2 separate regions of the Homo sapiens genome follow, and region 1 is linked to region 2. Evidence: chromatin contacts called from ENCODE Hi-C or POLR2A ChIA-PET data. All regions are on one chromosome and are shown on one strand. Each heading gives the region's core, a stretch centred on a gene start or an enhancer-like site at or near the end of the contact. The rest is flanking DNA. Distances are from core to core; before and after follow the strand shown. Region 1 has its middle 96 kb from the start of SERTAD2. Region 2 holds the start of OTX1 (orthodenticle homeobox 1).

What was found. A loop is a pair of places that touch in the nucleus more often than their neighbours do. ChIA-PET counts read pairs that join two places held with the same protein, here RNA polymerase II (POLR2A). Pooled maps may share reads with other maps.
Region 1: a loop to region 2 is called in a map of PC-9, with 37 times the contacts of the local background. The contact joins the enhancer-like site here to the promoter of OTX1 in region 2. A Hi-C loop is called at or near these places in 1 of 168 maps with a recorded cell type or tissue (PC-9) and 4 of 50 pooled maps. POLR2A ChIA-PET finds 5 or more read pairs at or near these places in 1 of 52 experiments (IMR-90).

What each region holds. Positions count from the first base shown.
Region 1 is chr2:64,747,726-64,752,816 of GRCh38, reverse strand. No RefSeq gene overlaps it. Among named protein-coding and RNA genes, the nearest start is that of SERTAD2, 96 kb to the right of the region's middle. RefSeq lists silencers at 1,095-2,094, 2,426-2,495. Within about 2 kb of position 2,721, at least 36 of the 41 ENCODE cell types and tissues checked have a DNase peak (open chromatin) inside an H3K27ac peak, as active enhancers do; they include PC-9, where a contact is called at or near this core.
Region 2 is chr2:63,048,882-63,053,816 of GRCh38, reverse strand. OTX1 (orthodenticle homeobox 1) reads right to left here and starts at 2,987. Exons shown (of 5, transcript NM_014562.4): 1 at 2,920-2,987; 2 at 2,500-2,568; 3 at 730-937. The coding sequence starts at 826. RefSeq lists enhancers at 1-179, 3,738-4,485, 4,486-4,935, 3,849-4,935 and a silencer at 2,962-3,621.

The sequences.
Region 1 (5,091 bases), core at 1,472-3,971, 1.7 Mb before region 2:
GAGGCAACACATACACAAGCTGTGTGCTACAAGAAGTTTGTGGCACAGCTCATTTTTGTAAGTGGACTCAGGACTACTGAAAGAAATCATGGAGTAGGGCTAAAATCAGAAAGGGAAGAGAAAAGAAGTGTCAGGCTGTATGTCTTAACAGGCCCAGGGGAAGGATCTGTATCCTAAAATGACAATAATCAAGGAAGGTCCCAATATGACCAAAGTAAACCTTTGTGTTCACTTAGTATCTCTCTTCTGAATTCCAGAGCACTGTAGGTTTCAATTTCATATATATATTTGAAATATATACATATATATACATACACACACACGTATGTAAAGATTTCGCTCACTTCAAGACTCCAAAGCTAAATTATTCCTAGGTCTCTCCAGATGACTCCTTTGTGGAAAGGGGATGTCGGGTATTCTAAGTGAATTTGAGTAGAGATACAGTGTCTAATTTGCCTTTCCTTAGTTTCTTCACAGAAGCAATTGTCTTTAAGTCTCAAATTACGTGCAGAAATGCACCTGTGGGGAAGAAGGTGGGTTCTTGCCAGTGTATTTGCTTTAGTGAACATCTCCATTCAGGTTTATTGGTGGTTACAGTTACAGTACTTTCAAGTACAAGGGTGTGTAAAGGGTTAAGGTCTGTAAAATGATTGCTGGACAGTAGCCAAGAAACTGTGAAAAGCCATAACTCCTGGGAATCAGCAGGGAGGAGAAGATCTAGTAGTGGGTGCTGCGGAGCACCGACGTCAGGGTTCAAGGTGAGCCAGTGGGAGGAAGATCCGTGCGGGAGGGAGGGTTGGAGGAAGCTGAGGTATCGACATGCATTTACAGCTTCGCTCATACCAGGTTAAGAAGTGCCTTTTCCAGAAACTCAGTAAAGCAACAGGACGTATTCAGGAGCTGTTTCGACCTGCCCACACCCTACCCTGACTTTCCCAGAAAACAGGCAAGCAAGCAAGGGGCAAATGTCACGGCCAAGCCTCCCGCCTACGGCTTCCAGCCTCCTCAGATCCCAGCACACAGCCCCGCCGGACTTCCCCCGGAGCGGTCTCCAAGAGTGGGCACTGCGTGATCTGATTCACTCCAAATCTGGCTGTCCCCCGGGAGTGGGGTTTGGCCGTAGGGGCTCCCCGGCAGCGCCAGGCAGAGTCTGAGCAGCAGCCGCCGCCTGCACGCAGAGTTAGGAGCCAGCCTCCGCCGCCGCCTCCTCCTGCCGGATCAGAGTAGGCAGCACAGCCAGTCCCCATCGCTGTCACGCAGCCAGCAGCGGGCCGCCGCCCCCCCGCGCAGCCCCGGCCCTCACACTGTTATTTGCGTGACTGACCCGAGCCGCGCGGGAGGGGAGGGCTGGCCCGGAGAGGAGCTGGTGGAGAGGAGGAGGCCGGGCCCGCCCGCTCCTTCCCCTCTGGCCGGCTGCGGAAGCCCTCTCCTCCCCATTGGCCACACGCTCGCGTCCATCACTCCCGCGAGGCGCTCGGATTGGCAGAAGGCGCACTTCTGGAGCGAGGAGGGCCGAGTGACTCCGCGGGTCTCCGGCGCCTCCTCCTTCCCTCCACCCCACACTTGAACGTCCACCCACCTCTCCCCACCCCCCACTCCACTGCCCCCGCCCCGCTCGCGGCAGTGTCCTTAGAAGACTCATTGGGCCAGGGGTGCAGCCAGCCGCTTAACGAGCCGCGCCGCCATAGGTCGAGGCCCACGCCCGTCGGAACGATGGGCCTCACCATTGGGTAGCTCCGCTCCGCTCCGCCCCCTCAGCTCCTCACCCTCTCGTCGCCGCCTCCTAGCTCACCTCTTTCTCGGCCCCCTTACCCCGCCCGTCCCCGCCGCATCACCCCTGTCCAGCTGGGCGGGGATTGCTGTACGACTCTGTAAAGTCTGTGAGTCACTGCACAACCCATCAATCCAATTAAATGTCTTGAGCGAGCCGAGCAGGCGGTGCTGCCGCCCGCCGCCGCTCGCCCCGCCGCGGCCGCCCCTGCTCCTGCTTGCAGCGCCCCTCTGATCCATGGCTGTCTGTCTGTACTTGTTACGGTGTAACATCCTCCTCCTCCTTCTCCTCCTCCTCCTCGGGAGCCGCTGCAACTTCCCCTCAGCCAGCCTCCTCCTCTGCCTGGGGACTGCAAAGGCATGGGATAGACCCAGAGCCGCTTCCCTCTGTCTCCCCTCCAGCCCTCGCTCAATTTTCCCCCCTTTAAATTAAAGTCTGTTCCTCGCTCCTCGTCGTTTTAGAGATTTATTGGTTGGTCTATTATTTCCCCTGATTTTATTTTCCCTCTCTGGGGCAGAGATCGTAGGGGCCGGTGGGTTTATTTTAGGGAGGGGGCGCTCCATCACCCCACCCCTCCGTTTCTCCTTCTCCCTTTTCGGCCGTGACTTGATTTCCCCGCTCCTCTGCGCTCCCACCCCTCGAACTCACCGTCCTGTACTCGAGTGACGCACAGACACCCCCCGCCCACAGCCCAGACGCCCCCTCCCTCGCTGCCACCCCGACCCGTCTCGGAGCTGGACTGGGTGCCGACTTCTTCGCAGAAGGGTGAGTGCTGTGCTGGGTTGGGTGAGGAGGATCTGAAAAAATGTGGTGGCCGGTCCACTGTTGGGGAGGGCAGGGATCAGGTTGTGGGCTGCAGGTTCCCGGTCCGGCGTGGATTTAAGGTGGCGACTCCCTCCTTTCCTCCCTCCCTCGCTCCCGCTTCCTCCGCCCCTCAGCTCCTTATTCACCAGCCTTGCTGTATATCTAGGTATTGCCAGACTTCCACCATCGGGGCATTATAACGCTTATAAAACATTTGGTAATGGCATGCTTTCTGTCTTTAGGATGCTTAGAGAGCAGTGATAGCCACCAATGTGATCTGATAGATTCTATCACCTGCAAAAAGTGTAAAAGGGACGATGGGTACGTTTTCTTCTAATTCAAAGTTAAACTTTTATTCAATAAAGGCAAGGCAGAAAGGTATTTTTAATTTTAATGCGTGGCGATAGGGCAGCGATAAAGCAGAGAAAGACAGATTGTCTAGTGGCATTGCTTAGTGTTTTTATTTGAAAATAGTTTTATGGGTTCCCTATTGAAAAAATATCAAGTCCGTATCAAAGGTTATGAAGTCTTTGAACCTGTTGGGGGAAAGCAAGGTAAGATGGAAATCCAGCTTGACACTTCATCTTTAGCTCACCTCTGTTACAGGGAGGCATTACAACACAGAGTTTTAAATTTCTCAGTCACTGGACACAATGGAGCATGTTAAGGATATGAGAGAAATATGGATTATTTCTCTTTTGATATCCATCTTTTGTGTACTTCATTGCTTGTTCAGCAATGTCATACTACAGAATTTTGTAAAATTTTGATTTGGTTTCTTGGTTGTCCATAGCTCAGAAGTACAAATACCTGTCTATATATGCTTTATGAGGATGTTGCCATATGCATCTTTCATATTTTGTTTGAAATAAAAGTAAAAATTATGAGAAATAGTTGCTCAGAGTTGGCTTCTGAGGTTGCTTTTTAGAATTCAGCTGTTTTAAAATGGTATTACTCTTTTTGAGTCAAGTTCTGGGCTAGTTGTCCACAAGATTCAAATGAGGCCAAACCAAACATGTTTTGAAACATTAAAGTACAGGAAAGGCCTCTTAATAGTTCATTCTCTCCTTCTCTTTCAGAGTAACCAGAATAAGTTGTTACTAAATTTAATTTTAAAGAATAGACTGTTCCTGTACCGAAATCTGCCAAGTTGCTACAGAAATATTTCTTTTTAAAGAGCAGAAATGTGTTTATGATCAGCCCAAAGTAGTAAAGATGAAAAGTGACTTAAATGTAAATGCTGTCTTAAAGAAATGCTTGTCATAAGCCCCAAAACCTTCCAGAGTGTTTCAGGAAGACTTACACAAAACCTTTTTGAATTGTTTAGTAAATTTTATCATGTGACCTTTTTTATGAGTGTAAGACTGAATTATTGAAAGACCTCATAGCACAAGGGAGCCATGCTGCCAGAGTTTGAATCTTACCACCATCCCTCACTGGCTGTGTGACCTTGGGGGACGTTTCTAACCTGGCTTTTGTGGGTTTTGTCCTGTAGATGGAAAGAATGACTTCTCAAGGGGTTGTTGTAAGGTTGCATGAGAGTACATGTCACAGAGCACTCCAGGTTAGCTACCCCATCATCACCAGCAGTCTTAGAGAGGTGTCTAGTGTAGTGGTTAAGAGTAGGACCTCACGCTGGTTCATGCCTGTAATCCTAGCACTTTGGGAGGCTGAGGTGGGAGGATGGCTTGAGCTCAGGAATTTGAGACCAACCTGGTCAAGATGGTGAGATCCGGTCTCTACAAAATAATTAAAAAAAAAAAAAAAAAAAAGTGGGGCTTCCAGAACCAGATTCCGTAAGTTTAAACCCCAGCTTTTCCTCATTATCTTTGTGACCTTGGCCAAGTTAGCCTCAGTTTCCTCATCTGTAAAATGGAAATAATAGCACCTACTTCATAGGGTTATTGTGATCGCACAGAATGAGTTAATATATGCAAAGATCTTGAGTAGTCTTTGGTGCATCTTTGCAAGTTTAACTCTTATGTGCTTTGCATATCTTGAAATATGAATATGTTTTTTAGACAATTTTTTGTAAAGATAAATTTATTGTTATCAATAAAATAATCAAAATTTTTATCAATATGCCTAATGTTTTATGAGATTTATACTTTTAATCTAGAGTTTGTATGACTCTTTAAGAAATAGAGCTACTGGACCAGGCACAGTGGCTCATGCCTGTAATCCCAGCACTTAGGGAGGCTGAGGTGGACTTTGAGCCCAGGACTTTGAGACCAGCCTGGGCAACACAGCAAAACCCCGTCTCTACAAAAAATACAAAAATCAGCTGAATGTGGTGGCACATGATTGTAGTCCCAGCTACTGAGCCCTGGAGGTGGAGGCTGCAGTGAGCTGTGATTACGCCACTGCATGCACTCCAGCTTGGGCAACAGAGACCCTGTTTTTTTTTCTTTTTCTTTTTCTTTTTTTCTTTTTTTTTTTTTTTTGGAGACAGAGTCTCTTTCTGTCGCCCAGGCTGGAGTGCAGTGGTGCAGACTTGGCTCATTGCAACCTCTGCC
Region 2 (4,935 bases), core at 1,738-4,237:
ATGCCTCTCAGAGGTTAAAAAAGTTAAGAGAAGTCTACAATCTCCCTTCTTCTACATCCCCTCTCCCCTGCACACACACACGCACACGCACACACACGCACACACACACTCTGGATGGGGGACAGGGAGTGGGGAAGAGGTAGGCAGAAACACGACCTGAAAAACACTTTCGGAGAAAATAAATGAGGTAAAGGAGCGGGAGCTAAAAAAGAAACCCCGGCTTTGGCTCAAGTCGTCCTCTACAGCAGCGCAAAAATGGGTGCAGGACATCGATTTAGAGGACAATTTAATTAGGGAGGAAGAATACTCCTTCAGTGCAGCCTGCCGCTTCGCATAAGGAAAGTTTGGCTCTTTCTGTCAGGGCCTAACGAGTGTCCAGATTACACATTCCATGTTGGGGAAAAAGGAAAAATACTAGCCGCCCCTGGGTAGCGAATCCGCAAGTAAATGAGCTCTGCGCTGGCGGTGGGACCACAACCGGAGAAAGGTTGCCGGTGATCCGGCCGGGAAGGCGCATATTGCGCGTTTTCTCAGCCCTGGCCACCTCACACGCCCACGACTCTGCCCCATGCGCCGGCAGTGGGCCCTGTATTGTAAACAGACAGTGGGCCCTGTGTTGCAGCCGGCTCCCTGGGCCTGCTCAGCAACAAAGCTTGCACTCAAATCCAACAGTCTGGGGGTCCCCAACATTTGAGAGGCTGAGGCAGGGTCGGGAGGGCTGGTGCTCACCCGGATAGCCCACGGATGGGTGCAGGAGGTCCATGGCGGGCCCGGCCAGGCCCAGCCCGTTCATGCCGTATGGGGGTTGTTTGAGGTAAGACATCATGCTAACAGCTGGGTGGAGGCGCCCCGACGGATCCAGGGGGCCCGGGGCCAGGAGCGGTGCAGGGCTCCCACCACGCAGTCCTTCAGGGTCTGATGCGTCTGGGGGCCTGGCCTATGAAGACACGAGACACACGGAAACCGTCAATCGGAGCCACTTGGCTGCCAAGTCTTGCCCCGGGATAGACAGGGAAGGCAGGTTACAGAACTGCGCAGGGTGGTCAACTGGGATCCACAAGGCCTTAGCCCAGAAACCACAGTTACTTTGAAAAGTAAAGTTTTCTGGGTCGTCTGGCTCTAGGGTTGGAATGAGCCAAAGACACTGGTAGGGAGTCCATAGGAGTAAGGAGAAGTTAAAAGCAGGGCCAGGCTGGGGAGGTCAGAGCCAGAACCGCGGAGTGTACAAGCTCCCAAGTCCAGGCAAAATTCTGAATCCGGCAGAAGCCAGCTTCATGTTGCACAAGCAAAGGTTCACTTGGTGCCCGGACGGCAGGCCGCCCAGAGCATGAGGCGTTGTTTCATTTTGTTTCACGTGTTTTTGAAAAGGTAGAGACTACAAAGGGCCAATGTGGAGGGCTAATTGCACTTCTTGTCCACTTAGACACTTGGTTCCTTTAAAGGTCTCCAGGGCTGCGCCCCTGCCCCAGATCCCGCAATCACCACTCCAGCTGACCTCTCTGTGCCCAGCCACTGAAAGATCGCTGACGCGAAATCCCACCGCACCTCAACCGCAGTAACGGGCCCAGGCTTCGCAGAGGGCCAGAGGACGCCGAAGGGGCCACTGTAGAGGGGGGCGACCCCAAGATGCGGCCTGAGGTCGGGAGCGCCTCAGCTGCGGCCAGCGTCCTTCGTTGCCAGCGCGCACCCGGCCTTCTCTCTGCCCAGTCTGGGCTGCGGACCGCAGGGTCCCAGCAGGGGGTGAAGGGTGACTGGCCTAGCACCTCAAAGGGTCTCGGGGATTTGTGAAGCCGGAGGGCAGCAAGTCGCGTGCTGCCATCCTTGTAGCTGAACCCGCGGCCCCAGGACACGGTCGAGAACAGAGAACTAGGCCTCAGCGGCGTAGCCCACGCAGACCCGAGCTGGGAGGTCGAAGCCTCGCCCCCGCCGCTGCCGGGAACCCGGGGTGCCACTCTCAGGGGTCAGGGAGGGGCGCTGGAAACTGGGCCTGGGGCCCTGGGGGGCCATCGCTACACCCCGCTTAGCGGGATCGCTGTGAAGCAAGCCAGGGACTCGGGCTAGGACGTTCAAGGAGAGAAGTTAGAGCTAAAGAAGCTCCCCCCAGCCCCGTTCCCGCCCCCGTCTTCTGGGACCCAAGACCTGGGCTGAGGGAGTCCAGCTTGTAGGAAGGGGACCGGAAGGGAAGCAGCCAGGGCTCTAGGGCCGAAGGAAAATGGGACTCAAAGCTGCGACGGCTTTGCGAAGCTGCAGCGTGAGTTTTCAAAGACTTTCTCCAAACTTAGCACTTCAGCTTGGTTACTTCGGAGGAGGCGGGGGAGGGGGCTGCGGGCCGCGACAGCGCCCCGGGGTCCTCGGCTCACCAAGAGGGGAGCCAGGCCGCTCCCACAGCCCCGACCACCTGCTGGGGACCGGGGAAGCCGGGATCCATTTGAGGAGGGGGAGATAAGGGTAACCAACGCGCTCCCGGAGTCCGGGGTGGCCCCGCGGCTTTCTCCTTACCTGCCCTCAGCTGCCGGGGCCGTTCACCATCTACCTGGATCTCTCACAGAGACCCGCCGGGCAGCCAACCTGCAAAACAGAGCAGCACTGGAATTACCCTGGCGGCTGGTCTAGGACCCCCAGGTTTCTTTCTTTTCCCAACTTCCTTCTTCCCACCTCTATCTTTTTTTTCAATGGCTTTGTGCGTGTCCTTCTGGGTTTCACTTTATTGCACAGACACTTTGTTTGCTAAGCCCCACACGTTCTCAGGACATTGCCTCGCCTGGGATCGCGCCGAGGGGCCGCAAGGGGGGGAATTCGAGGGGCAGAGTTGGGAGGTGGCTCGGCGTTGCCGCGGCACTCCCGGTGCAACGTGGAGGCAGTGGGGACTGGGAAGTCCTGCAGAGTCACTTTGCAAACTAAATAAATCAAGCGATTTACCTTGTCGGAGTGGCTTGTCTTGCTCGGTTGTTTAGGTGATTGGAAATGTAGCCTGATGAAGATTGATCACCTTTCTACTGCCCTCCCCGGGTATGTGAACGCGAGGCGAGTGCGTAACGGGGCTAGGCCGCCAATCGGGGGCCCCGCGCGGGCTGAGTGACAGGGAGCCGGGCAATGGCTGCGCGAGCCGGGGGTTACCTCCGCGCGCCCCCGCCCTCCCCCGCCCCCCACACCCCGCCCTCCCCGCCCTCCCGCCCCGCCCCGGTCGCGCGCTAACTCCGGGACTCGGCTGGCAAAAGCGGCGCAGAGCTAGGCGAGGAAGGCGAGCGGAGAGCCCGAGTCCTGGCCGCGGAGGGGGCCGTGGGTCTCCAGGCCTGCCCTGGGCGCCCCCGCCCTTCTCGCGCTCTCGGCGCTCCGGAGGGAGTGGCAGGGAGGAGGCGAGGTGCTGGAGAACCGGTTCCTTCGCTCTCCCGCGCGCTACAGGGCTCAGCCGCTCGGGTGTGGGCGCCAGGACCCGGGGGCGGCGGGCTGGAGGAGCCCGGGCCTCGGCCCCTCTCCCGGCGCCGCGGGCCCCAGCGTTTTCTTCCCCGGCGCCGCCACCTGAGACCGACGCCGCGGGCTGCTCGTGCCGGCGCAGGCTACTTTGCAGAGCGCGGGAGCAGCTCCGGGCGTGCAGATCTCTCCTCGGCCCCTCCGGACTCTCGCGCCTGGGAAGAGCACCCACTGGGAGGGCGCCGCCACTTACCTGCTTGCTCGTCGGCATCTCCCGGGGTTCCAGGTCCCCACCAAGGGTGTTTGCAAGTCTTAAGCGCTTCTACTGAAACGTTGGAGCCCAGCGTCCTCTTCCCCTCACACGTACACCCTACTTCTTAATTGAAACATTTTGATAGGAAAGTTTCTTTTTCGCTCTTTCTCTCTCTTTCTTAGACTGCCTCTAACAGGGACTTTTTGATGGAAAATGTGGCCACAGACCCCTGCCCTCAACTTTTTTCCACATGCTGCGTAAGGATCCTCCTTGAGGCGATTTCCCCGGATTGTTCGTACGGGCGAAGCCCATTTCCCACCCGAAAAAACTTCCCAAACACGTCTACCTGGGTGGACTTTTAAAAGTGCAAAAAAGAGTTTTCGTTCCAACTCTAAGCTAGGCGAATCTTTTAAATGGCACCTCCTCCTGAAAATTAGGCACTTTATTCCCTTTCGAGGAATTTCTACCCCTTGTTTCTAATCTCCCCCACTCCCCCACCCCGACAGGCGGGGTAAAAAGTTTGCACAGGATTAAGTGTGAGGGCAAGTCAAGGAGCCTCCAGGCGCATCGCAGTGGGGAGCACTCGCGCTGCCCGGGCTGCGGGGTCGGGCGCCGAGAGCGGACCGGGCGCTGGGTGAGGAGGAGGAGAACGAAGGGGGAGCCCGCTGAGTGAAAAGGGGCCGCGGCCGCCGCTCATCAAAGTGCTTCCCCCTCCCCCAAGCGACACTTTCCTTTGGAGTCCGAATAAAATACGGTAACAGAATATGATGGAGGGCACACTGTTTCCTTAACTGCTTCTCAAAGGACCCGGGAGATCTTCTTAGGACCTTTAATAAGGCTTTGGTCGGTTCTTTTGTTGATCTCTCAAAATCAACTCCTTCTAATTGAAGTTGGAGCTGAAAGCGAGCTAATGTTCAAAGAAAGTGGCCGCCAGACCAACGAAATTACATTTTTTTTTTGACGATGAGGGAACATCTAATCAAAGAGGCAGGGGAGGAGGGGTGGGAGTGGGGGCGTACGAAGGAGAAAAGGAGGTTTTACAAGATCCTTCTCTGGTTCACAAAAGTCAGCGACACGGGCGCTTCTCTACAGAACAAAGACACCGCGGCCCATTCACAAAAGGGAGAGAAAGAGAGAAAGCTGAATAAAAGAACGAGAGAAATGGGGAAAAAATGAGAGAGAGAAGGAGGGAGAGAGTGAGTGAGAAAGAAGCTTTAAGAGGAAAAGAAACAGTGCAGAGCGCAGCGCTAACCCAGGCGGGGACACACCTT